2 separate regions of the Mus musculus genome follow, and region 2 is linked to region 1. The links are chromatin loops, found by intact Hi-C in ENCODE. Cell type or tissue: heart. All regions are shown on one strand. Each heading gives the region's core, and the rest is flanking DNA. Links, peaks and the distances in the headings are about the cores only.

Region 1 (12,680 bases), core at 2,797-7,796:
ACATAAAGGAGCTTAGAATGCACTGTACTTCTGATGTGACATCAGGTCTCCAGTCACTGAGGTAATTAGGAAGAATGTAGAACATCTATATTCCAATTTTGTTCATAGAAATTCTTCTCCTGAATAGGAAGTAAATGTCTACATGACCCACATTAAAACAAAACAGCCTCACACCTTGTGAATGCTTTATACATCGCTAAGTGTTTGTGTTTACTGTAGGGCTGTTGTGTGTGTCCTTTGATAGCAGACACATTAAAAACAGCAGCTTTGCTCTGGCTTAATTTGCATAAAGCCATGAAGCTGCAGCTGCAGGCAAGCTCAATCATGTTTATGCCTCATCACAGTATAAGCTCCCCTTTTCCTTCTTATCTCAGCTAGTTTTACTTGAAGAAAGCAAATATTACATGCCTGGCTAACACCCGCCACCACCCCCATTTTACATGTTATTCCTACATAATTCCTATCCATCACTGGCTCAAAGGAGTACTTCTTTTATTAACATTTAAAAAACTGACTCTTGAAATATCAACATTGCTCTGAATATTGGATTTTTGTGTCTAAATGTACTGAATTAAGCAGACTCAAAATTTTAATTTCTTTTTGCTATTTGAAACCCTAATTTAAGCAAGCAACAAATAAGACTGTTAGGCTACTACATAATCCAATTTCTCAAGGTTAGAATCAGGTTAAATGCTGGCTGGAACCTGTCACAAGCATTAAAAGCTATGTTTTAAGAAACTGTGTGTGTAGTGGGGGAGTACATTGTTACATAAAGAAATGAATACTAGTAATGGACATAGATTCATAGGTGCTTTTCTGCTTTGCATCTATTTCTGAAGCATGCATACAGAACCTATAACTTTAAAAACACGATGGTTGTCCTTGGTTTTGTCTTTATAAGAAGTCTGATGTGAAAAGAATATGTGGGGAGGTCTGTGTCTACACCCCTTTCATGGACCAGAGAAGTGGCCATGGTCCATGGGGTCCAACTCTTCTAGATCTTGCAGTCTTAGTCTCTGAAGAGAGGATTTATATTGGTTCCTGAAGTCTGCCACCAAACAGTAACAGTCAGAGCTACTAATCATAGTACTACATGCTAAGTTATGCCATGGACTGAAGTGCAATCTTATTCAACCGCTCCTTATGACCAGTGGGACAAGGAGTACAAGAAACCTGATGTGGAATTACTTGCCCTAGGTTACATAATAAATTACAAAGCTAAAGTCAGTCCAGGTCACTGACTTAAGTGTGGAAACAGGAGGACAAGTAAATGGACTGAGGACTTTACTCACAGACGCAAGTGGCCTTGGATAATGATAAGTCAATACAGTTTAGAAGAGCGATTTAAGATGATAACTAGGGGATAGTGACAGACAGGCCCAATTTGCATTCTCCTTTGCACTCAGGAATGCAATGAAGCCAAAGCCTTCCTAAAGATCATGGTCATTAGAGCCTCAGCGCACTTCTCAGTGCTCCTGTTCCACCAGCTTCGTATCCTTACTTGAAAGAGTAAACCTCAATGACAAGCAAACACTAGACTCTTAGACTGTCTCTGGAATGAACCATGATGCCCATAGGGCCCATCTCAATTCTGGTTCAGCTGCAGAAATCACAGGTGAGAATGTGGGCCCTGGAAAGAGTGGACTGCTTGGGAGTGACTAATGTAGTAGCCCAGCACCTCACTAAACAAATGGACACATTTATGTATGTTTCCCTGTAACATGGGGGAATGATGCTCTCTTCCTCGCGGGGGTGTTCTGAGGGTAAAATGAGCTTAATGCATTAACTAACTTAGAAAGGCAGTGTAGTTTCGAGCACACAAGGACTCTGAAGAAACCCCGTGGAAAAGCAGAGCCGACCCTGCAGCTGGTTACTAGAATGCAATTACGGCCGAGGTGCACAGTGCGGTCAGTATACTTTTGTAAAGGGTAAAAGTCATTTTCTAAAAATAAAGTAAAATAAATAAATAAAAACAATAAAATTCCTTACTGTCAAGAAGGAAGTCACTGGTTACATTATATGCAAACTAGTCAACATGAAATCCTCAAAAGAATTTAAACAGTATGATGTAAGGTCCTCTTGGAAACAATACTTCTCTAAGTACATCTTTATCAGCCTGCTTTTATTGCTGTAACAAAAAGAAAAGAGACCTACAGCCCACAGTTTTGGAAATGATAGGACTTGGTGTATCAGCTAAGCTCTCATGAGTATCTCATGACATGGAAGAAACTTACGGGAAGGGTGAAGTCACATCACCAAACAGGAAGCCAGAGGGTGATTTGGGGCCATGGTCACTCTTATTTTTAACTGATCCAATAATCTCTTCTGGGAGCATGCCCCAGTGACATAACAAAGGCGCCCCCCTGAGAACCAAGTCTCCCGTGTAGTCCTTCTGAGGGACAAACCACAACCAAACCACAGCAGCATCACAGGTAAAACAGGTGAGGCTGACACTTAGCATGCAGGAGTAAACTACTGTGGGGTCATGCTGAGCAGAGAACCAGCTCCAGGAAGATTAACGGGAACATAATCCTCCGGCAATGTGAGGTCCTTCCCTTTCGTTGCGGTTACTCTGGATCAGGTGCTGATGCCTATCACCTTGGCACTTTACACCCCATCCACTAGAAATGCACATGAATGTATGTGTCTTTATAACTGACTAGAATTTAGGCTAATGCTGTGTAAAACCTTTGGTTCTATCTTACTGTACTGATTCATGACCAACAGTGCATCATCACATTCAAGTGTCTGACCGTTCAGGTTTCCTTACTATCTCCGTGTATACTTGGAGCCTGTCCCATCATCTCCAGCACATTAAAACACTTTAAAGCTCCATTCTAACTGTACCTCCTTCTTGGTTATCTTTTTATGGGTTCCCCTCATAAGAAAAGTCCAAATGTAATATGAAAGATCAAACCCAGATCATTCATCTAGTATACATTTAGTGAGCAGCTACATGTTTAGAGCTTACAATGTAGAAATGGAAATGTGAAAGGGGAAAGAGCATACTGAAACCACAAACAGAAGGAGCTCTCGTAGTAAACAGCACTAGGCCGAGTCCCCAAGAGAAAGGTCTGCTTATTTAGTCTGGATACCTAAGGATGAAAAGATTTAAGTGGAAAGTGAGGGTAAAATGTGCTTGGGTGTCAAAGCAGCTGAAGGTCCTGAGGACGCATGGGATGGAAGAATGCTGAGAAGTGGAGGAAGAGCAAAATGGCTAAGATAAGGAAAAGGGTAGAGCAGGCTATGCTCTGGGTCATAGTGACAGTGTGACTGGGGGCCGGGTGGCTGAGTCGGGGAGGATGTTCAAGGCAGGTTCCCTTGCCACTCAGGGACTCAGACTCTTGTGTGAAGACCGAAGATAAGCCTGTAGTGGGGTGAGAGGTGAACTGGACATGTGTACAGAGTTCTCAGGAAGTATCATTAACTTTACATGGCATGCTGGGAGAGTGGAAAAAAAAAACCTCCCCAGGGCAAGTAACTCCTGAGCTGAAATCTGAAGAGTGAACACAGGTTACCTGGGCAGGAAGTGACCATATCAGGGAATAGTTCACCATGTCCAAACTTACAGAAAAGAAGCAAATGGCTTTCCCATAACACCAGCCCCACTGGCCCAAAGAAGTAAGTTTTCTTATTCTCAGATCTTAGGGCTCCTTCAACATCACAAAGTTAATCAACAAATCAAAAAGTAGTCAGAGAAAACGGGTCTGCTTTTCTTTCTGGGGTTATCATAGAAGCATACAGTCCACGCTGTGCTGGGGTTCACTGTGTGAAGGTGTGTGTCTGGATATTCAACTGCTAATCCTGTACCCGCAGAGAGTTAAGGGCTCATCTTCACTCTCCTATTTTGTAAATATTTGTTCCTTCTTCACCTGCTTAAGGCAATCTAGAATTGTATCTGATTGGCTTTAATAGAATCTGACGGCCAATAGCTGGGCAGGAAGTGGAAGGCAGAACTGACAGGCAGAGATAGAGACATTGGGTGGATGCCTGGAGCAGAGCAGAGAGGTCCACCTGGCCACATAGTGGGATGTGGGCCAGTATTATTTAGGATAGAGTAGTAAGAAGACTGCCTACCTAAGGCCTAAGCTTAAAAAACATTAATAAGCCTCTGTGTCGTTATTTACATCACTGGTGGGTCCGAGGAAGTCTCACTCTAGTGCTGGGTAGCTTTTGCCAACTTGATACAAGCTAGAGTCAGTAGGAAGAGGAAGGCTCAGCTGAGTAAATACTAACTACTAATTGACACAGGAACATCTAGCCCACTGCTAGCCAAGCCATTCTTGGGCAGGCAGGCCAGGGCTGCACAGGAAAGGTAGCTGAGCAAGGCAGGAAAAGCAAGTTTGTATGCATCATTCTTCCATGGTTTCTGCTGTGAATTCCTGCCTTGGCCTCCCTCAGTGATGGACGCTGATTTCCTCCCAGGTTTCTCTTAGTCGTGGCGTTCATCACAGCAAGAGAAAGTAAACTGGAACACAGTGCTTCATTATAAAGGGCACTAAGTATCAGCACATAGGTACTCGTGCAATACATCAGTTAACGACCGTTTGTTGAATTAGAGGTAAGTGAGCCCCTGCGTGGCTGAGGCATGAGGGAGTAACCACACAGTGCGGGACTCTTCAGGAGCTGGATGGGCTTCCAAAGAAAGGCCTGCAAAGACAATCCCCGTGAGACCAACACTCAGGCGGTCAAACAGCAGCAAGGTACACAAGGCGCTCTCAGAGAGGAGGTGACAAAACTGGGTCAGAAGGATACCATACATAAATTACTCACTACCAAAAGTGGGCAAGGCTGAACATTCTTACATGCTTTTGAAAAGAGCAATCTATATACAAATCCTGCTATAATCAAGGATTTTTCATAGTTTTTTATCATTTCAGGCAGAGGCCAGAATTTAATCCCTCATCTCTTTCCTCCTTTCCCGAGCTATGCGTTGAGTTAAGAAATCATTTAAATTAACTTCAAAACGTTCTTGCAGACATCACTAAACTCTGTCCATACCAATGAATTCCAATGACATCACTGTCTCCATGGTAACTAATGCACTTCAAAAGGGGGAAAACAGAACAAGGCTGAAAAGCAGGGGAACAGGAATGAAGTGGGATAAACTGCGCAGCACTGCCTCTGCATTACGGGGCACTTTCTAACTGAACACTTTGCTGTGCCTTACACTTGGAGCTTTTAAGAGCCAGAAGGCTCAGAAGTCACCATATTCACGTCTCACTGATAACTGAGACCCACTTTTCTACAGAGCAGCACCATGGTTGTTAGACTGCATACAGAGCTCAGCACTGGACGTTCTTGTTCACTGGTGAGCTTTACTCCAGACACGCATGCGTCCTTTGGGTTTAAGAGATGATTAAGACATCCTACTTGTTTTTAAACTGATTTTGCAGTATAGAGGGCAAATGATTAAAATCAGGGCATAAAAAGAGCGCTGTCACAGAGATACAGCAGGCAGATGTCTAAGTTGCCAGAAAAGCGGGGAGGATTAACTCCATCTTAGAAACAACCTCAGAATAGACACTCTGGTGATTTTCATTTCTATGCCATTTAGTCCCAACACACCCATGACCACATCCTGGCCTTATCAAGACCCAGAACTGTCCTAAGCCTGCAAACTTAAAACGACTTGTGCGATCCCAAGCAGCTGTTTCCTCTCTTCACCAGGCCTGGATGCAGTCCTCCGGGCCCTTGCAGGCCACCACCCCTCACTTCCTTGTGGCATTTCCTTGTTAACATCCTCAACTTTTATCCTTATGTGGCATCTAGCCAGCGATATCCCAGCTGGGCTTAGTGACTGGCCTCTTTTCCTCTGTTATGTTCTCTAAGAATTATATGGCCTACTCTCTGGCTTGGAGACCAGAAAAAAAAAATCTAACACATCAGTATGAGATTTTTTTTTTTTAATAATTGTATCTCAAGAAGTATCAAGAATGTCAGAGGAAAGAAACATCTGAACTAAGAGCACACACGCTGACTGTTGCAAGTGTGAGCATTAGACTTTGAGTAAAGAGTCCACGAAGGGTACGGCCCATAGCCACTATGACCTCAAACGACAGTGTTAGTTAAAATGATCTAGCAGTATAAAACGGATCGTTTCTGAGGTGAAATGGGAGAGAAAATCTGCTCCCTGTTGGTAAATCACTTTCCTTCATGGATTTGCTGATGTTGAGTGCAGTAGACTCTCTGCCTTCACCTCAGCATAGGCAAAGTTCAGCACTCACATCCCTGCAGGCAGAGCACTAGTATCCAGGCCCTGCAGTGGTATTAACAGACCAGTGGTCATTTTACTAACTTTTTCCAGGAAGGATTATAGACCACTTGTTAACTCAGAGCCATCAACTACACTAGAAGGCTGCCTCTCTCTTTGCCACTTAACATTTTAATCTCATGTAAGATGATGCACTGGTCAGTGATCTCCACAGCCAGTGCTTACATCTAGTTTATTCTGGAGGACATATTTCAAGTCACATTGTTCAAAACACATGCAATAGAGGTTTTCTGTCTGTAGTGGCCATGTGATTAGCATTGCTTTAACCTTTTTCCAAGCTAAATTGTGGAGCCTAGAATGCCTGCTCTAAACCCACTAATCACACATTCAGGTCTACCAGTGAAAGCAGCCAGTGTCCTGGAAAGAAAGCAGCCAGGCATGTCCCTTACTAGGCTCACCACTCCCGCTAGCATGGGAAGAGAGGTACTCCTGGGTAGGGGCACCTTGACTCTACTATATATAATCTTTTACATCTTTCAAGGCTCCTCTCAGAGACAAACACTTAAAAGCATCCCAGAACATTATCCTGTGTCATGGTCTCTTTGAAGAATTAGAGGAAAGTTATGGGTTCTTCCCATAACCAAACAAACAAAAATATCATACAGTTTGTGGTGGAAGGAAAGCAGGATAGAGAAGTATGAGAACCCTGATGCTAATCCATGTGCCTAAGACTTTAAAACTTGTTCTTTATTATTATTGCATATGCACTTGTGAGCACAGGTGTGCACTGCATGACGCACATGTGGAGATGAGAGGTCAGATGTGTGAGTCGGTTCTCCTTTCACCTTCACATGGGTTCTGAGGATTGAACTCAGGTTGTTAGGCTTATACAACAAGTGCTTTACCACTGAGCCAGCCTTTTGGCTTGAACCAAAGTTTTCAAAGCCCTATTTCTATTAGCTCTAAAGATGTCCGTGGAGAGGCGCACAGACAGAAGCACTGCAGGGCTCATGTTCTATCTGCCCTCTGGTTCTATGCCTTGGCTTTTGTTGAGGCCACTAGAAGGAGAACCTTTCCCTCAGAGTAAAGAAGAGGGGAGTGTGTTTAATATAGTTTCCTCCTCATAGGAATCTAGTGAAAGTATATATGTGTCTGGCCTCGGCAGGGCTTCTCGTGAGCAAGCAGCCTGTTCTAACCATGTGCACATGGACAGGGTCTTAATTGGTATCATGCTGCTTTCCTTTGGCTGCTAGAAAATTCATAGCATATTTAAGTTCCTTAATGGCATGCAATTTGTTTGCTGACTTTACTCTGGGCTCCATCTGATCTTAATTATTCTATGTCTATTTTTATTACATTCTTACGTTATTTTGTCATGTACAGAATATCCTAAAATACTCCCTAGAAGAACCTGGGCTATCAAGACTTAAAATGGAGAGAGCCAGAAGGAAAGGGAGTCACCTTTCCCCTCCTTCCCTGCAGGTGCTTTACTGTAGACTATCACGAAAGCATTTCCGGAGACAGTCACGGGACTCCATCAGCACTGGAGAGCATAGTTGTGCAGAAAACCTGAAATCCCTGCACTCTGGCTCAGAATTCCTCTTGATTAGCATGATTTAGACATATTTGTAACCTTAAGTATGCTTTACAGTAACTGGGAAGATCAACTAGGCGTTCATGAAATGTTCAACAGAAGGTTAAACTAAACCACGGATGATGTTTTGTTCATGACTTGTCATAGGCTTGTGGGATCTCATGCTTTTACCAGGGAGGATGTAAATGCTTACAGGCACATTGACTTTCCGAAACATCTCCGCACCCTTGTGTGCATCCATCAGTGCAATGTCCTGAGGTGTGGAGACAATCACAGCACCTGGCCAAAGAGAAACAAAACAAAGTATCTTTTAATACTTCAGGGGAAGCTTGCTTCCTACATGACTTTATTCACATGCTCTCGAGGCCTCTACACTGCCTGGCCAATCCACACAAGTTTGACATACGCAAGTTTCCTTTCCTGCCTTTGACCCCTGGCTTCTGAAATCACAGCTGACTGAGCAGCACAGCCAGAGCATTGCAACCTCGTTATTCAGACGCGTGTTGATGAGACACTTATGGGGCCAGCCACCCAGAAGTCAGGGGTCTAACTGGTACACCAGAAAAAACCGAGGACTGCCACAGAGTACTCGGTGCTAACACAGAGGATGTGCATGGAGTCCTGAAGCTCTACTGAGCGACAGGAAGAGGGAGTGGTGAACGTGATGTGAAGGGTGGAGAAGTGGAAGACAAGGAGAAGCAATACAGATGGCCAGAAAGAGCCAATTCCTAAGCTGGGTTTTAAAAGTTTGTGTTCTGAAAAACTCACACAGTAATTGATGGGTTGGTTCCGGTAAAGTGAAGGGCTATGGTAGAAATGTGGATGCAGACTGGTCAGGCTTGAATGGAGTCAACATTGAGTGATGGGGACCCTGTACACACAGATGGCCCTGGGAGAGTGTTTGTTGAAATGCAAAGACTTGGTATGATTAGTGGATTCTGTGACCTTCATGAATTCTGTGGTTTAGATACTCCAATAACCAGTATCACACAGCTTACAGTTTAATACACAAAAACACAGCATTTCAGAGCCCAGACAGACAGTCTATCAGAGCAAATAAAAATAGAGGAGAGATTAGCAACTAATACCTGATTAGGTGAAGTAAAGGTGAAGTGGTGCCACAGACTACTGTCTGAAGGTCCTGGGAAGGGCCAGGTAAGGGAAAAGAGCAGGACCACCAAGTGACACAGCACACAAACGGGGAGACAAGCAGAGCAAGCTACAACAAGCAATATCCCATGGCATTTCTCCAACAGGAACCCACAAACTCTTTTGGAATCAACATTTCTTCTCATCAAAATATCAATAATTTGAATGTCATTGATATTTTTTTTAAAGTTTTGGTTGTACGTCTTTATTAAACTTTTATTTATTTATTTTCTATCTAGCAGTAACTTTAGAAGAAGAGGTCTTATCTATTATCAACTTTGAGATAAAAATATATAAGGATTAAAAATCTGATCCTATAGCTGATGGGCTGTGTGACCACGTTGGCTTCAATTTCTTTCTCACAAATGGCACAGTAATACCATTTCTGAGGGTTGCAGTACTACACCACTGCTAGACACTGATATCTGTTATGATGCCTTGCATCTAAAAAGAGGTGCTATTAAAAAAATCCGCTACTATGTTTATGATTATTAATAAAATGCCTCAGAAGATGCCAGGAAGGTTGTTTCCTTGTGCCATTAGACAGATCATTCTAGTCTTAAAACAGTTTCATGGAGCATTCCTGCTTTCTTTTATTAATTTCTCTGGTTAACAACCCAAAAGCTAGACCATAGTTCTTTCTTTTAAAAGATGATTAATCACATCTCTGCAAAAATTATTCTCTACACATACAAAGTATTTCCACAATCTGCCACCTCCTCAGCCCTGTTATTAATATATTTCCATATACAGTCATGTGGAAGGAATTAATCCTAGCTCTGGCCCCATCTAGCTGTGACTAATCTTGGGCAAGAAACTCAGAAACACCCTAGGTCTCAGTTTTCTTGACTGTAAAACTGGAGTGTGTATTATATTGTTTCCAAGGCCTCCTATGACTGTATGATCTAGCATTTGCTCCTAACTGTATTTCTAAACCTTGCCCCTGTTTAACCTGACTGCCCCAGTTATCTTATTAAGTGGAAGTAAGGACTGCCTCTCAAACCTAGACTGTTTTTTCCATAGAGGAACAAGGAGCTTTGTGGGTTGTTTCCTCCCAATCTTCTCCCTCACAATTTACCCACTACACAGGGTGTTCTCTATTGTATTAGCTCTAAAGACTGCTCTGAACTCTAGCCACAGTACATAAGTGCATTCTTGCTCAACTATTCTTGTCTACTATTTGTATCTCATTACACGATACAGGTTCATGTTTTTATGGTCTGTACGTGTGTCCTCCAAAGGACTTACTTACTAGAGGCCTAATCTAATGGTGGTACTAGGGTGATATAGGACCTTTAAAAGGTGGGGTCTGATGTTCTACTACCCAGCTTTCTGTGGTTACTCCAGGTAACAGACTCATCTCTAAAGATATAAAAAGGGAAATGAGACGATAGAAGGGAGAGTTTACCTGGAGTCAGTAGAGGGAGGGAAACGCTAAGCAAGAGGGAAAAAGGAATAGAGAACACCAAGGATGATTGAAAACTCCATGGGGAAACAGGATTCTATGTTTATTTGAAACTACTATTAGTACATATACATTTGGAGATGCTCATACCATGGGATGACCACTAAGAAGAAGCCACTAAGCAGCAGCACCCACCCCCATGCCCCCATGGCCTCTGAATTAGCTCCTGACTCTAGATTCCTGACCTGCTTGAGTTCCTGCTCTGACTTCCTCCTTTGAAGAACATTGATGTGGAAGTGTAAGGCAAATAAACCCTTTCCTCCCCAATTTGTTTTTGGTCATAGTGTTTCCTCACAGCAATAATAACCCTAAGGAGGATAGTGTATAAACACATATAAATAACTTACATGAAGTTATGCCACAAAGGGTAAAATGTTTTTACCAAGAACCAAAGGCTATCTAACAAAAGCCCTGGTGCCAAGCATGGAAACTTTGAATTGTTGGTCAGGGGACTCCAAAAGATACCTCAAGCAACATTGGACACTACTGTTTCCCTTGATTGCCTCCCAGAACATGAAGGTAAGAACCTAAATGCTGAAGACACCACATACTTCAGAACAGAACTTAAAATTAAGTTGCAATTGACCTGGAAGCCTCCTCCCTGACAGCTGGCTCTCAGTATTCAAAGGTGCAATTGCCAAGGCAGAAAAGCAACCAATAGTGCTATTCAGCACAACAATGGCTGGATTGTCAGGAGATGCACAATAGTACCACGGTGGCACCTTTACCCCAGGGGTCACCAACACTTGTCTAACTGGATTTAAAGCCCACTTAATAGGAGGGAAATCAACCTACTATACACCTAGTCAATTATCCAAAGCTAGAGATGTCATAGGCCCAAGAAGAGAGCCTACTACTACCTTTTCCCCCAAATAATATAATTTCTAACTGTATTCTAAATACTTATCTTAAGTCTTTCCAAATACATGTAGCTCTCACCCTTTATCAAAGAAGATTCTCTTTGCAATAATGCAAGTTACAGAGATCCACAACTAATCAGTATGTAGAGAATTGGTGACTATGGGGTCTCTGACCTCAACAGATACATCTGCAACACAACCCCTTGCACCTAAGGCTCAGGGAAACTCACCAAGAGGGGAAGAAAGAGTATAACAGCCAGAAGAGCAGCCTGCTGTGAGACAGTGTCTTCTATGTATGACAGGGAAGTACCACCACAGTCCTCAATACGATGGTTACTTTAGAGAGCATACAGGCAATACCAACCGACATCCCAGCATGGATGGGAAATTCCACATGGTCTTCTCCTAGATGGAGACCTACAGGTGGACAACACTTGCTATTGCTCAGAGGCACATACCCGAGTTTCTAGTCTCCCACCTGATGGATGGTGAGACCCTCCTCCTCACATAAGCTCCTGGCATGACGCCTACTACCTCAAAGTAACACTGCCAAGGGAGCCCAGATCAGAGGTCAAGCATATTGGGCTACTGAAAGCTCGGGCGTTTACAATCTAAATTCATGAGCTAAACAATTTCTTTTCTCTATAAAGTACACAGCCTTGTACACTTTGTTACAGCAAGGGAAACAGACAAACAGAATAGCCAATTGTATTTATTTTAAACTTTTTAGCAACCAAACTAATGAGAAAATACCCTGCACAAAATGGGCACTTAGCAAAAAACTGAAGATCTAAAACTACTTGTGCTCATTTTCAAAAACACCTATCTTAGATTAGCACCGCATGAAATTTTAGTAATTCTTTAAACCAGACGTCAAGAGCTCTAACTTCTAGTTTTGTTAATGTATTCTATAACTCTACAATCTCAGCATATAAAATGGACCTATTTACACTGGCCCTATTTAACTAAAAAGAGCTGCTCATTTTAAAAATATATCTATATAAGAGATATAAAAATGTTCGGTGGCATTATTTTGATTGCCACGAGAGTCTAGAGAAAGATGAAAGTGATTTAACCTTAACCATTAGCATCCATTTTATCAGAGTTCCTTTGTACCTACACTAGAGCCATTCAAACCTTACAAGGATAGCAATCACTTTTCATGTCACCAAATGTCACACAATGTGTAATCTACCACAGAAAGCACCAGACAGGTTTATAAAGATACTTTGGTATATGATGTTTTTTAAACAAAAGCATATACTGCATTTTTAAGAATTAAATTCTTGATCCCATCACAGTTTAGGGCTTACTAAGGTTTTGGTCCTTTTACAGAAACGCCCTCTTTTATTGTTCCGAAATTTCAAGCATTTCATATAAGTAACCATTTCAAATACT
Region 2 (12,680 bases), core at 2,900-7,899, 72 kb before region 1:
AAGTTCCTACTGTAGATCATTTGCTCTCAGCATTACCTTCTAAGTTCCTACTGTAGATCATTAAACTCTAACCCAGCATTTCTCAACCTGTGGGTCATGGTCCCTTTGAGGGTTGAATGACCCATTCACAGGGGTTGCCTATCATATACTCACATTATGATTCACAACAGTAGCAAAATTACAATTAGGAAGTAACAACTAGAATAATTTTATGGCAGGGGTCACCCTAACATGAGGAACTGGGTTAAATGGTTGCAGCATTAGGAATATTGAGAACCACTGTTCTGAACAATGGTTTTTCTATCCTAAAATTTCAAAGTTCATCCACAATCCACCCAAAACAAGATGACTGGGTCTGCCACAGGAATACCCTACTCCTGGTACCAATTTCTGTCTTAATTGGGGTTTCTATGCTGAGATAAATCAGCATGATTAAAAGCAACTTGGGGAGGAGAGGGGTTGTTCCTGCTTACAACTGACTCTTAGTTCACAGCCCATTGCTGAGGGCAATGAGGCAGGAGCTCAAGGAGGACCTTGAAGTCAGGAACTAAAGCAAACAGGGAACTCTCAATGTCCCCTGTGGCTTGCCCCCCATGGCTTGCTCGGCCTGCTTTCTTATACTGTCTAGAACCATGGGCCAAGACTGCACCACACACAGTGGGTTGTATCTTCCCATAGCTATCAGTAATGAAGAAAATGCCCTACAGACTTGCCTACAGGCCATCTGATGGAAGCATTTTCTCAGTTTAGTGTCCTCCTCCCAGATAACTCTAATTGGTGGCAGATGACAAAAATAAAACAAACAAACAAATACACAAGCAAAACTAGCCAGGATTGATATAAACTAGAAAAATGACAATATGACAACATAAAAACCAAGGAAGCTTGGTATAATTCCAGAAACCTCCAGAAAGACAAATGCCTCATTTTTTTTTTATTATTATAAGAAACATCTAGTTTGGAATGGTGGCATACACCTTAAGTCAGTAAGGAAAGGTAGGCAAATCTGAGTTTGAAGCCAGCTTGGTCTACAGTGAGTTCTAGTCCAGCCAGGGCTGGACAGTAAGACTCTATCTCAAAACAACAACAAAACAAAGCTTCTGGTAAAATCTAGCACAGAAGAGAAAGACAAATGCTGTCTCCTAAGCTCACACGTGGGGGCTCAGATACTAACAGTGTTCCACAGCCATCCTGTAGTCATGAAATAACAGTCTGTGGAGGCTCCACCAGCATCACCGTGGACACCCAGGGCAGCTACAGCTACGATGCCCAAGAAGTAGAGATAGGATTCATCTGTAGAGGGGTTTCAGCAGCCCCTGGCTCAGTCGTGATACCTGTCTTCCAGAGGGCAGGGGTGACTTGGAGGACAGAGGTGGTGTGCTGACATCTGCTGGACCAGGAAACAGCTGCTGAGATGGAGGGGTTGAGACTTCAAGCTGTGAGAGCAGAGAGCTTGTGTTTGAATCTCAGTTTTATAACTTAATGGTTGCGATGTTCGAGAACTTCTCAATTTATGCAAAATTACATATATACCAGTGTATGTGCACACCTATGTACATAGTTTAAATGAAGTTATGTCATTTGGAGGTGACAATGTTCTCTCAAAAGCCATAGACTAACAAAACCTCAGTGCCAGGCATGGGAAGCCTTCCTTTCAAACTGTTGGTCAGGACAGTTTGACCCCAGACACCCCCTAAAACAAACTATGCTCTTACCATTGCCCCTGGTTGCCTCTCAGCAATTGAAGGTACAATCCTATCACTGAAAACATCACATACTTTGGACAGGAATTTGAAGGAATCATGCTAGTACTGACCTGGAAGTCTCCTCCATGAGGACTAGTTCTCACAGTACTGGAAGGAGCTATGTGAGCTGCCAAGAGAAGAAAGCAATCAGTAGGCCTATGCAGCTGTGATGCCTTCAAACCACAACAATGACCAGAATGGTGAGACATCCTGAAAGGTACAATAGAGGAACTTCTAGCCTGGCAGTAACCAACACCCATCTGATTGGACCTAAGGTAATCAATTGGAAGGAACTCATGTCTGGTACTGTAAACCTAGTCTACTACCCATGGCTTACAGGTTAGGATCACAGTCTATCACTGAGGGAAATCAGGGCAGAAACTCAAGGCAGGATCCTGGAGGCAGGAATTGACTCAGAGACCATAGAAGATGCTGTTTCCTGGCTTTCTCCTCACAAATCACTTGACTTACTTTCTTTTACAACCTGGGACCAACTGCTCACAGATGGCACCGCCCACAGCAGACTGGGCTCTCCTACGTCAATTTCATTAATCAAAAAAGTGTTCCCACAGACTGGTCCACAAGATAACTTGATGGATACGATTCCTCAACTGAGATTCCCATATCTCAGATATTGTCTAGGTTTGTGTTGACAAATCTAACCAGCACAAAGTGTTTGCTGCCAAGCTTGATCCAACTGGAGCTGGATCCTTGACATCACATGTTGGAAGGAGAGAAGTGACTCTTGTGATTTTTCTCTGATCTTCACTTATAGAGCACGCTCACCAGTACATAGCCCACATATACCACTAAATAAATTTTAAAAAATTAAGGGGACAGAGTTCTTAAAAGTTAAAAATAGAACTACCGCGTGCCTCATTAGTCTCTCTGATAGTTATATACCCTCCCCTGAATAAATCACTACACCACAAAGATATCAACATTCTGTGTTCATTAATGCATTATATCCAACAGCTAAGATATGGAAACAACTGTCAGGTCCATCAAGAGATGAGTGGAGAAAGCAGTCATGGAGTAGGGCAGGGTATGGTGGAATCTGCTCTAGCACTAAGGAGGCTGAGGCAGGAGGATCTCAAGTCAAAAGCAAGCTGGACTGTTTATGGAGAACTACAGCCTCTCAAGTAAGGAAGTTGTGGTATAGAAGTGTATATGGTGGTGGTGGGGAGAAATGGGTGATTTATCTCTTACTACTCCAAATCTGTTGACACAGGTCTTATCATCTGTATGCATTCAACAAGACTTGATTGAAGGACATTCTAGAAATCAGAATGTTAATGATATTAGCAATAATGGCAGCCAGGATTTAGTCAGCGCCAACTCTATGCCAAACTCTTTCACATGCCTTCACTCACTAACCATCACAGAGCCTTATGGCAATGGAAGCACCTTGTTTGAAGCTAACAGCTTTGTAATTGGTCTTAAGGATCTGTTCAAAAGGAGGAAAACCATGTCTGCTACCAGAAAACCAGCCTTGTACCCAGGGCTGGTGAGTCACATTAGAGAAGAACCTACATCTGCCACTTTCCTGAACAGGCATGATTCCTAACTACACTCTAAATACTTATCCTCACACCCATGGAAACCAGACATTTCAGCCCTGTGGCATCATGGAAATACCTCCTTACCTTGAATTCATAGAAAAGGTAGCTGAGGCGAAGAGGCTAAAGCACTGTTTATGGACATGCAGTGGGCCCTGTGGAAGCAGAACTCACCCCACACCACCATCACTAGGCCCCTTTCCTTAAGTCTTGTGCATGCCCACCCATCTTCATGGGCCTGATGCAACCCTGCTGCATGGTGATGGGCTGGAACCCCTGTGCAGACATTCTCTGTACTGTAACACTGAGATTTCACACTTGTTTTCAACCTTGGGAGTTGGAGTGTCTCGTTTAGTTGAACAGAATTGCTGTCAGCGTGGACTGTTTGTCAGGGGAGGAAAGCAAGTCTGGGAGCCTTCACCAAGGAAAATTCTAGCCCACAGGTTAAATGAGCCTCATGACAACAACCTTTAAAGTTTAAATATGTGTTCATTTGACAAATATTTATTAGATGCCCTCCCTCTCTGTGCATTTATTGGTGTAGGTGCTTAGAGTGCAATAGTGGATTACACTGGCCAAGATCCCTGCCTTATGTCAGGAGGAGGAGAGACAAAATAACCAGGGAACAAACATAATAGACAAGTTAGTGATGTGTGGCATACAAGGAGGCAGTGAGGACTTGACAGCTGCGGTTTTAAATTGGGTCAGCGGGAGAGACCTCAGGAGAAGGTGACGTCTAAGCACATGCCTGCAAGGGGCAAAAGAGGCAGCCATACCTGAAGGAAGAGCAGTGGGGTCCTGGGATCATCCAACGCAAATGCCTGGGGGGAGTTGCTGCAAAGAGCGAACTGTCTAGGATGATGTTAGACTTGGGAAGTAAGGAGCAAAGAGGACGCAGGTCTTTCAACCACTACTGAGCCTTGGGCTCCTCACCAGGCAGCACAGTAAACTACAGCAGAGAAGCGATGTGAACTGATTCACACTGAGTATAGTTAAATCCACTGTATTCGATATTGTTTTGACTTGAGAATGTGTTTTATCACTGAGACTGTGGCCCACAAGGACACGAAGCTTACTTCTAGGCAAATGTCAGTACCATGTTCAGAGAACCCACCAGGCCTACAGCTGAAGAGCGAATGTGTGTGGGGGGCAGTGGTGGTGGGGATGCTGAGTAAAAATAGTTGTGTCCTTTAGTTCAAAGAGCCTCTGGGAGGAATAGCTAATAACAATAGCTGTAAAGGTCAATGCAAATATTAAGTGCTATCAAATTCTAACTACTACTTAAAAAGAAAAAGCCTGCCATTATTCGTTGGCCCAAGAGTCAGGACCTCTGGCACCTGCTCGCCTCGGCAGCCAGTCAGGGCCTTGGTGACTTTAGGTAGTTGCAATAGTCCTCTCTCCATCCACAGCTCGGTCAGAAGGGATTGCTTTCCCCTCCCCCATGTCCTCTGCAGCAAAACACAATCCTGAGGGGCTGGGTTGATGATAATTTGTTTTGTTTTTTGTAAAAAAATCATTAATTCTTTAAAGGTACTCACAAGACTCGCTCCACAAGGCTGCACATTTGCATGGGCACACGTGTAGAGAGCACTTGCTCTGAGCTGTTTACACCAAGCCACACAGTCATGGAAATTTTGCTGGAGATTGGTTTGTGTGGGAATTACACTGGAACACTGGCTGCTGGTGCCAGCTTTGTAACACAATGAATAGCTATTGTTCTCACAGAGGATCTGGCCGCTGGTGTCTACATACACCGAGGACGGCCTTCCTCTTCAGAAATAACTTCCAGCCATTATGTATTTTTTTTATATATAATTGTCGTTGGTGTACCCAATGTTCTAGATGCCTGGAGAGAAGGAGAACTACGTAAAGACATTTCAGTTGCCCTCCAAAGAGGATTAAGTGCCCCTGTTTTGGTAAGTTGGTCCTGACTGTTACTATACAATGAGATATGCTTACAGACATTAGATAAGAGGAGGTGACCTACTGAGTACCTACTAAGGGCCAGATTCTGTGTTTACATCATTCCCCTAAATATCACAGTGCAGTGAGAACAGGCAGTAGATATTATTTTGCAAATGGAGGGCTGAGGTTCAGAGATTAAACCACTGGAGATTAAAAAACTGGAGTTGTTTAATTCACGTCAGAGCTGGGATTTGAACCTAATTCTATTGACTAAAGTCATGCTGCCATCAGGCAGACTTAGGCTGAGAAAACTGTCATCTAGGAGGTGAGGTAAGATGTGCAAAGATGCTGCTGGGAATAGTCACATCTTTCCCCTGGAGTCATATAACCTGCAGGACCAGGGCTCGGGGCAGAACAAGTGCGAACGACCTGATCAAGAAGTCAGGCACAGAGCTCATGCGGCTAACCCAAGCATTCAGAAGGCTGAAGCAGGAGGACTGCTGTGAGTCTCAACTGACCTGTGCCTCAGGGTGTGACTCTGTCTCAAAAATCAATAAATTCATTAAAAAAAAAAAAAGGTTTGCTAAGACACTGAAGAAAAAGAAAATCTGAGGCCACAACTAGCTCCTGTACTGGGATTGAAACTAAGTCCAAAGGGTGGTTTATCACCCAGTAATGTTTTAGGAGACTAAATTTCTGGGACACCCAGCCCATTTCCTCTCAGCAGAGCCACACACCCTGGGAGCAGGCATTTGCTGGATGCTTAGCTATAATCTCTCAGCTCCAAACTTCTCATTCTGCTTTGTGGTTCTGTTCTGGGAGTCTGGCCTGCCAACTCCCTAGCAGGCTCTCTGCCACGAGTGCTGAACAGAGACGGGGAGGTTGGGAAGGCGAGAAAGGCCCCATTTTCTTCTGGCTTTCTGGCTGTGTTCTATTTGCCTGGGCTGCCCTAGGCCCACTTTTCCAACCCTGGTCATGATGGATTTTACTTGAGGAGCTATAATTTATTTTAAACTTGCCAAGTGACCACAGTGAAAGAATGCAGGTGTTAATAACTCTGACCTCTTCCCACGTCTCTCCAACCTCAGGGTTGGTGATATTTCCTCTGGTAACTAGAACCGTGAAATTTACTACACAGTTTGCCCTTTAGTTCTTCAGTATTTCCTTAAAATTTATGTTAAGGTCTCTGCTTTAAAATAACCAATGTAGTTTCTATCTCCCAACTGATATACAATTAATTCTGTTGTGAATTTAAATGGAAGCAAACTAGAAAGCTTTTTTTCAGTATAAGTTAAGGTCCTATGCCATGTTTACAATATCTAGCTTGCTCCCTATAAACACAGGGGGTGGCTTTGCCTCCAAAGCTATACAACGTCTCGTTCTCCACTGAAGGAGTCCAAGTCCCCGGCACCAGGACCTCCCGTTTGGTCTGCTCAGCTTCACACCATCCTCTTGACCACACCTTCTTTGCACTCACCATTCAGTTTTCCACGCCCTCTGCTTAATATTTATCCTTCAAAGGCCGTCTCGGCTTCCCCTGTTCCAGGGAAGCTTTTCTGATCTACTCTCTCTGCTCATTCCCTACTCTGTCCCCCTGTGTGCCCAAGTATAAACATCCTCTCTTAATGACTCCGAGCTTCTCGAGGCCGAGCTGGGCATCACTGCTTCAACTCTTGGTGGCCCTTGAGCCTACTAGGTCCTTCACAATTAATGGCTTAGAATTACTTGTCATTTTTCTACTCTCTGCTATACAATTTCAACAAAGAGCTAAGGGAAAATAACCTAACTCATTGTTTAGGAACTTTGAAACTTTCTTTCTTCCTCTGTGTGGATGGAATACTTCTCCAAACACAAAGCTGTTTGTATGTCTTTGAACTAGGTTACATCCCTAGGAAGTGAGGACATTATAACTGCCCGAGTGCAGTGCCAAGGAGAGGTGACATCATCAAGAATACAAAGCTGTAGGTAAGGAAGAAGCAAACATGGCCTCTTAGAACCTTGGAAAAAGAAAAGTAGTCTCTCTAGCCATGGCAGACATTGGGATGCTGAATCATCTCTTCTTAAAAAAAAATCAATTAATTTTATTTTTAAGAGATGGGAGTCTTGCTATGATACCCAGGCTGACTTCAAACTCTTGGATTTAAGGGCCCACTTTGCAACAGTTCTCAAGTACTTGGGCCTTCAAGTATATGTTGCTACCTTGCCCATCTGTGACTCTCAATGACACATAAGAGCCCTGGTCTTGCAAGAAGGTTAATGATGTGTCAATCAGAATCCAGATCTCAACTCTTGTTTGTCACCAGCTGTAGGAGTATGGCATCTTAACATTTCCAATTGAATTGAGCACAGTGGAAAGGTTATTGGGAGGTGTTTCTGTCCCACATCTCCAGAGCCGTGTCCCCTCCTGCTGTCTAGCCACACTAGTGCTGCAAGCTTGATGCTGCCTCAAAGAACAAAGCTGCCCAGGGAGCTCATGGCTATAATAACTCGTGAGGACCTGGAGGCAAAGCTGTCAGTGTCATCCAACACTAGTCAAGGCTCCTGTGTGGTCAACATTGTGGAACTGTGGCTGGAAAGGAACAAAGACAAGAAGAAAAAGGAGGAGGAGGTGGGGGAGGAAAAGTGAAAGAGAGAAGAAAGGAAGGATTAAAAGAGGAGGGGGAAGGAGGAGGAGACAGTGGGGGCAACAGCATAATGTCCTTTGGGCCTGTAATCCACCTCTTGTTCTTCTAACAGGGAGATTGTCTGCTCTCGCAGGAAAAAGAAAATTAGTCTGTTTGGTCAGAAGTAGCTGTGGCCTCTTTAAGACAGTGTGTTTTACACACAGAGGTGGAGCTTGACACTGGAGTCGGCACATGGACTCTCTTGGATTTTACTGAGAATAAATGATTAGTTGACACAGTCTCAGGAGTGTTGATATCAATTAATTTCAAGAATTTCTGCTAGACAACTTCATACATTTTTTGTTGTCAGTTAGGGTCCTAATACTGAAACTTTGTGTAAACTGGTCAATTGTGAAAAATCGACCTGACAGATCTGCCTTTGGTTTGGTATTAAGCATACATAGCATGATGAAGTGATGTAACAAAACAAAGAGATACATTGTTTTAAATCCAAAACAATAGGAGCAAGTGTAATCTTTGACATTTCCTCCTTATGAAGTGTAGAACACTTTATGTGGGATAGGAATAGGAACTATTCTGAAAAAAAATCACAGGACAATTAGATCACGGGCTAGTGTTTTTCCTTGGTTCTTCGAGGGCCATTCTCTACCTTCTTCACTCAGCACTGCCCCAGGAGATACAACCTACAGGTGGTCAGTAGGTACTGGTTGTCTGTGGTGGTTTTAATATGCCTGGCCTCACCATCTAATGAGTTCTAATGATCATCTAGTGAGAAGGGGCACTATTAGGAGGAGTGGCCTTGCTGTAGGAAGGGAGTCACTGTGGGGGTGGGCTTTGAAGCTCCGCCCAGTGTGGAAGACTCAGTTTCTCCTGGCTACAGTTAGATCAAGATGCAGAACTCTCAATTCCTTCTACAGCACTGTGTCTACTGCATGCTGCCATGCTTCCTGCCATGATGTTAATGGACGAAACCTCTGAAACTATAAGCCAGGCCCAATTAAATGTTGTCTTTCATAAGAGTTGCCTTGGTCATGGTGTCTCTTTGAAGCAATGGAAACCCTAGCTAAGGCAGAAGTTGGTACCAGGCACTGGTGTATTGCTGTGAGGGGCCAATCATGTTTGGAGGAATGTGGATCTTAGGACTTTGGAAAGTGGTGGAATGCTTTAAGTGAGATTCCTATTTCATATTCCTAGTAGGAATATGAAAGATGGTGGTGCTGAAAGTGATTTAAACTGTGGAGGCCTGCTGGCTCACGAGGTTTCAGAGAAGAATTTTAGTATGTAGCCTATAGACTGTTCTTGTGACGTTTTGGTGAAGAATGTAGCTGCCTTTTGCCCTTGTCTGAAGAGTCTGCCTGAGGCTAAGGTGAAGAGATTCAGACTAATTGCATTGATAAAGGAAGTCTCAAAACAACTAAGCATAGACTTTGTCCTCCAGTTTATTCTCATGAAGAATATTTTGATCAAGCATAGCAAGCTTAGAAAGGAAAAAAATACAAAATGTATGGTTTAAGTATTAAAGGGGCACCAGGAAATGGAATGGAGCTAAATCCTGTGTTCAAGGAAATAAACAGATGAAGGAAATAGTGATGTCAGGGCAAGACCCCACCCAGCTAAGTTATTGTTTATGTGTTTGCAGGTGGACAAGGGATAGTTATATCATCCTATGCATTAATATGAATTGGTTAGCATTTTTATTTGCACTTTTAATCTGGAATGAACTACAATCCATAAATGGAGGCCATACCTGTGACCCAGATTGTAAGGCTGGAAGACACATGCTTTTGATCCAGATCGTGAGGCTTAGTGGCTATGAAAAGCTTAGGTCCAGCATGGTTGTACATGTCTTTAATCCCAGGAGTTGACACAAGCATATCTTTGAGTTCAAGGCCAGTCTAGTACAGAGCAAGTTCCAAGTAGAAAAAAAGTTTAGGTCCATGTGTGGAGGTATATAACTTTAATCCCAGAACTCAGGAGACAGAGGCAAGCAGATCTCTTGAGTTCAAGGTCAGTTTACAAAGCAAGTTCCAGGAGAGCCAAGCTTAGGCTGCGAAAGACGTAATAGAACAAGGAGGGCATGTTCCAGCTCCAGCAAGCAGCAGAACTCAGAAGCCTTGCCCATGTGGCTCTGGCTTTAGAGTCAAGAATAGAAGTGGTTACTGGGACAAATGATTCAGGTTATCTGGAGCTAAGATGATTAGAAGAGATCAGCATCACTTAGGAGAAATCTTCTGGGAAGTGTTTTCTGAGAGCACAAAGGACCTATGTTCCAGAGATAGTCAAGGTTGTACCTTGTGCTGCGGCTGTACTTGGTAATGTGTAAGAGTCACCCCGGTGGTACTAGGTTTGAAGGCATGAAGGGGTCATATAGAGCAGCTGAGTCTTGGCACTATAATAGGCTAGGGAAGGCCATTGGTGAAGGTACAGACTCAGTTGCAGTTGGCTTCCCAGGACTAAAGGGGTCATGTAAAGAAGATGATGCTTGCTACCATGAAGGGAGCCTATGAGACGCTATTGGTAAAGCCTAGTTGCGGTGAGAATCATCAGCATGCTGAAGATGCCAGTATCATGGGATGACCACCAAGAATAGCAGCTACAGTGAAGTGGAGTCAACCGGACTCTGGAGTGCTACAGAGGGCACAGTTGGAGATATGACCCAAGCCCTTTGGAGGAGCCTAGAGGATCATGTGTGGATCCCAGAAATTGGAACAAGAAGCTGTGATGTTTAAGTTGCCTTAGAGACCCCAAGATGTTTCAGATGCCAGAGCCATGGGATACCTGCCAAGGAAAGCTGCTAACAGGGCATGGAACCAGCCCAAGAGAAACAATTGTGTTTCAGTCAACAAAGCTGAAAGGAGTTGAAGATCAGAGATGCAGAGTTTCGAGTTGCTCAGCTGATTTTGGTCTTGCTTTGGTCCAGTATTTCCTCACTAATGTTTTGGAATGGTAACAAATATGCTTTGATGTTGGAAGTATGTGATCTGCTTTTTGCTTTTGATCTTATAGGGAATTATAATTAAGGGGTTGTATGAATTTGAGAAGAGAATATGAACTTTGGACTGTTAGACATTGTTGAGACTGATAGACTATGGGGACTTTTGAAGTTGGACTTAATGAACTTGGCATTATGCTATGGCTAGGTATGGGCCCCATAGACTCATGAACTTGAACAAGCCTATGGGGGTCAGAGAGTAAAATGTGGTGGTTTGAATATGCTCAAAGTTCAGGGATAGAAATGTTCTATTGTTGTAGTGGTTTGAATATGTTTGGCCCATGGGAACTGGCACTATTAGGAGGTGTGGCCTTGTTGGGGTGGGTGTGTTCTTGTTGGAGGAAGTGTGTTACTGTGTAAGCAGGTTGGGGGTGGGGGGCTCCCAGTGCTCAAGCTCTGCCCAAAGAGTCAGTCCTTTCCTGGCTGCCTTCAGACCAAGATGTAGAACTCTCAGCTCCTTCTCCTGTACCATGCCTGCTTGGATGCTTCCATGCTTCCTGGCATGATGATAATGGACTCAACCTTGAACCTATAAGCCAGCCTCAATTAAATATTTTTCTTTATAAAAATTGCCTTGGTCATGGTGTCTCTTTACAATAATGAAACCCTAGTTAAGACAACTGTTTTTGGAAGTCTACTCTTTAGGAAATTTGGTTAACATACGGAGTGCTGGGATAATCATTACTGCTCCAGCAGCATACTGGAGCCTCTCATGTATTAGATGTTATCCCTTTAGTTGCTATATTACAGAAGGTTTAGAAAGTCTAACATAAGAGGTAGGAAAGTCAGAGCTACTAGCATTGGAATGCGGGTATCAGGATCATAACTTCACCTATCATGGAAAAGGATTTTGCATTTTCGCAGTTGGTGCATCTCAGCTGATATTAGTTCAAGCAGCGCGTCTACCTATCTATTTGCACCTTTGGGTTATGAGAAAGTTCATTTCTATGGTTACCTAATGTACTCAGAAAGCAGAAATGCAAGCAAAACATTAGCAGGGAACAGATGTTGCCTTGTACACATGATGAATGAGCAAGAACTTTTGCATTCCTTCATCCATTCCAAATGAACCAAAAAAGAACCAATTTTAAGCCTCTGGCAGAATGGGTAGAGTATTGACAAGCCCAGCATATGAACCAAATTTCAAAGGCTGCCCAGGGCTACCAGGTGATCTTTGGAACTGTAACGTTTGTATCAAAGATTTTGTCTGTGCTAAGCATTTCTGTATCTTCTATGATAGTCCTTTAAATCCTGGAGTTTGCATTTGGAACTTATTTGTTTGAGAATACAAAATATAGCACTGTTTTATCCTTAGCTACACACAAGAAGTTTCATGATGCTTTTAGAGCTGATCTTGGATAACATAATTGGCTATTTCTTTCCTGAAACATAATTATATCACATATTTTCCTATTCCCTTCTGCTGCTTCTATGGTGACACCATTTACATATCTCAAGTGATGAGTCACAAAAAGGGGCCATATGCTTATAGCACATACTATGTGGGTTTCTAATCCTATTAACTAAGACATGGGCAATTAAATAAATTCTTATTCACTAAGTTGGAAATGCTAAATAACTATCTTGTTAATGAAGCATCAAATTTAAGCAATGGAATACCTAATGATTTTACCAGACTTTGAAAACTGATTTTATATAGGACGGTGGCTGAGTGCAAAAGAAAGCCCATTCCTCAGCTGCCATTTCAAAGGCAGCAGGGTGAGAGCGAGGACTGGGAAGCAAAGACAGAATGTGCATAAGTATAAAACTAGCTAAGGGACAGTAGACACAGTAAGCTACACAAAACCTACTCTGATGATCACAAATCTACAATGCGCATATAAGCCATGCATTT

What was found. Hi-C counts contacts between places; a loop is a spot of excess contacts. Peaks named below come from ENCODE experiments on the same cell type or tissue, not always from the same donor. Only the 100,000 strongest peaks of a DNase experiment are listed, where the experiment ranks them.
Region 2: a loop joins it to region 1, with 4 times the contacts of the local background. A loop is called at or near these places in 2 of 42 quality-filtered maps.

The regions. Positions count from the first base shown.
Region 1 is chr12:52,281,745-52,294,424 of GRCm38, reverse strand. It overlaps Nubpl (nucleotide binding protein-like), which reads right to left. Exons shown (of 11, transcript NM_029760.2): 8 at 8,002-8,087. Among named protein-coding and RNA genes, the nearest start is that of Gm40423, 73 kb to the left of the region's middle. In heart, for the core only: no CTCF peak of the experiment used is centred there; a DNase peak (open chromatin) is centred at 5,654; H3K27ac peaks cover 445 bases.
Region 2 is chr12:52,353,668-52,366,347 of GRCm38, reverse strand. It overlaps Gm40423 (a long non-coding RNA gene), which reads right to left and starts at 4,981. Exons shown (of 3, transcript XR_872748.1): 1 at 4,843-4,981; 2 at 1,817-1,872; 3 at 986-1,436. In heart, for the core only: no CTCF peak of the experiment used is centred there; a DNase peak (open chromatin) is centred at 4,967.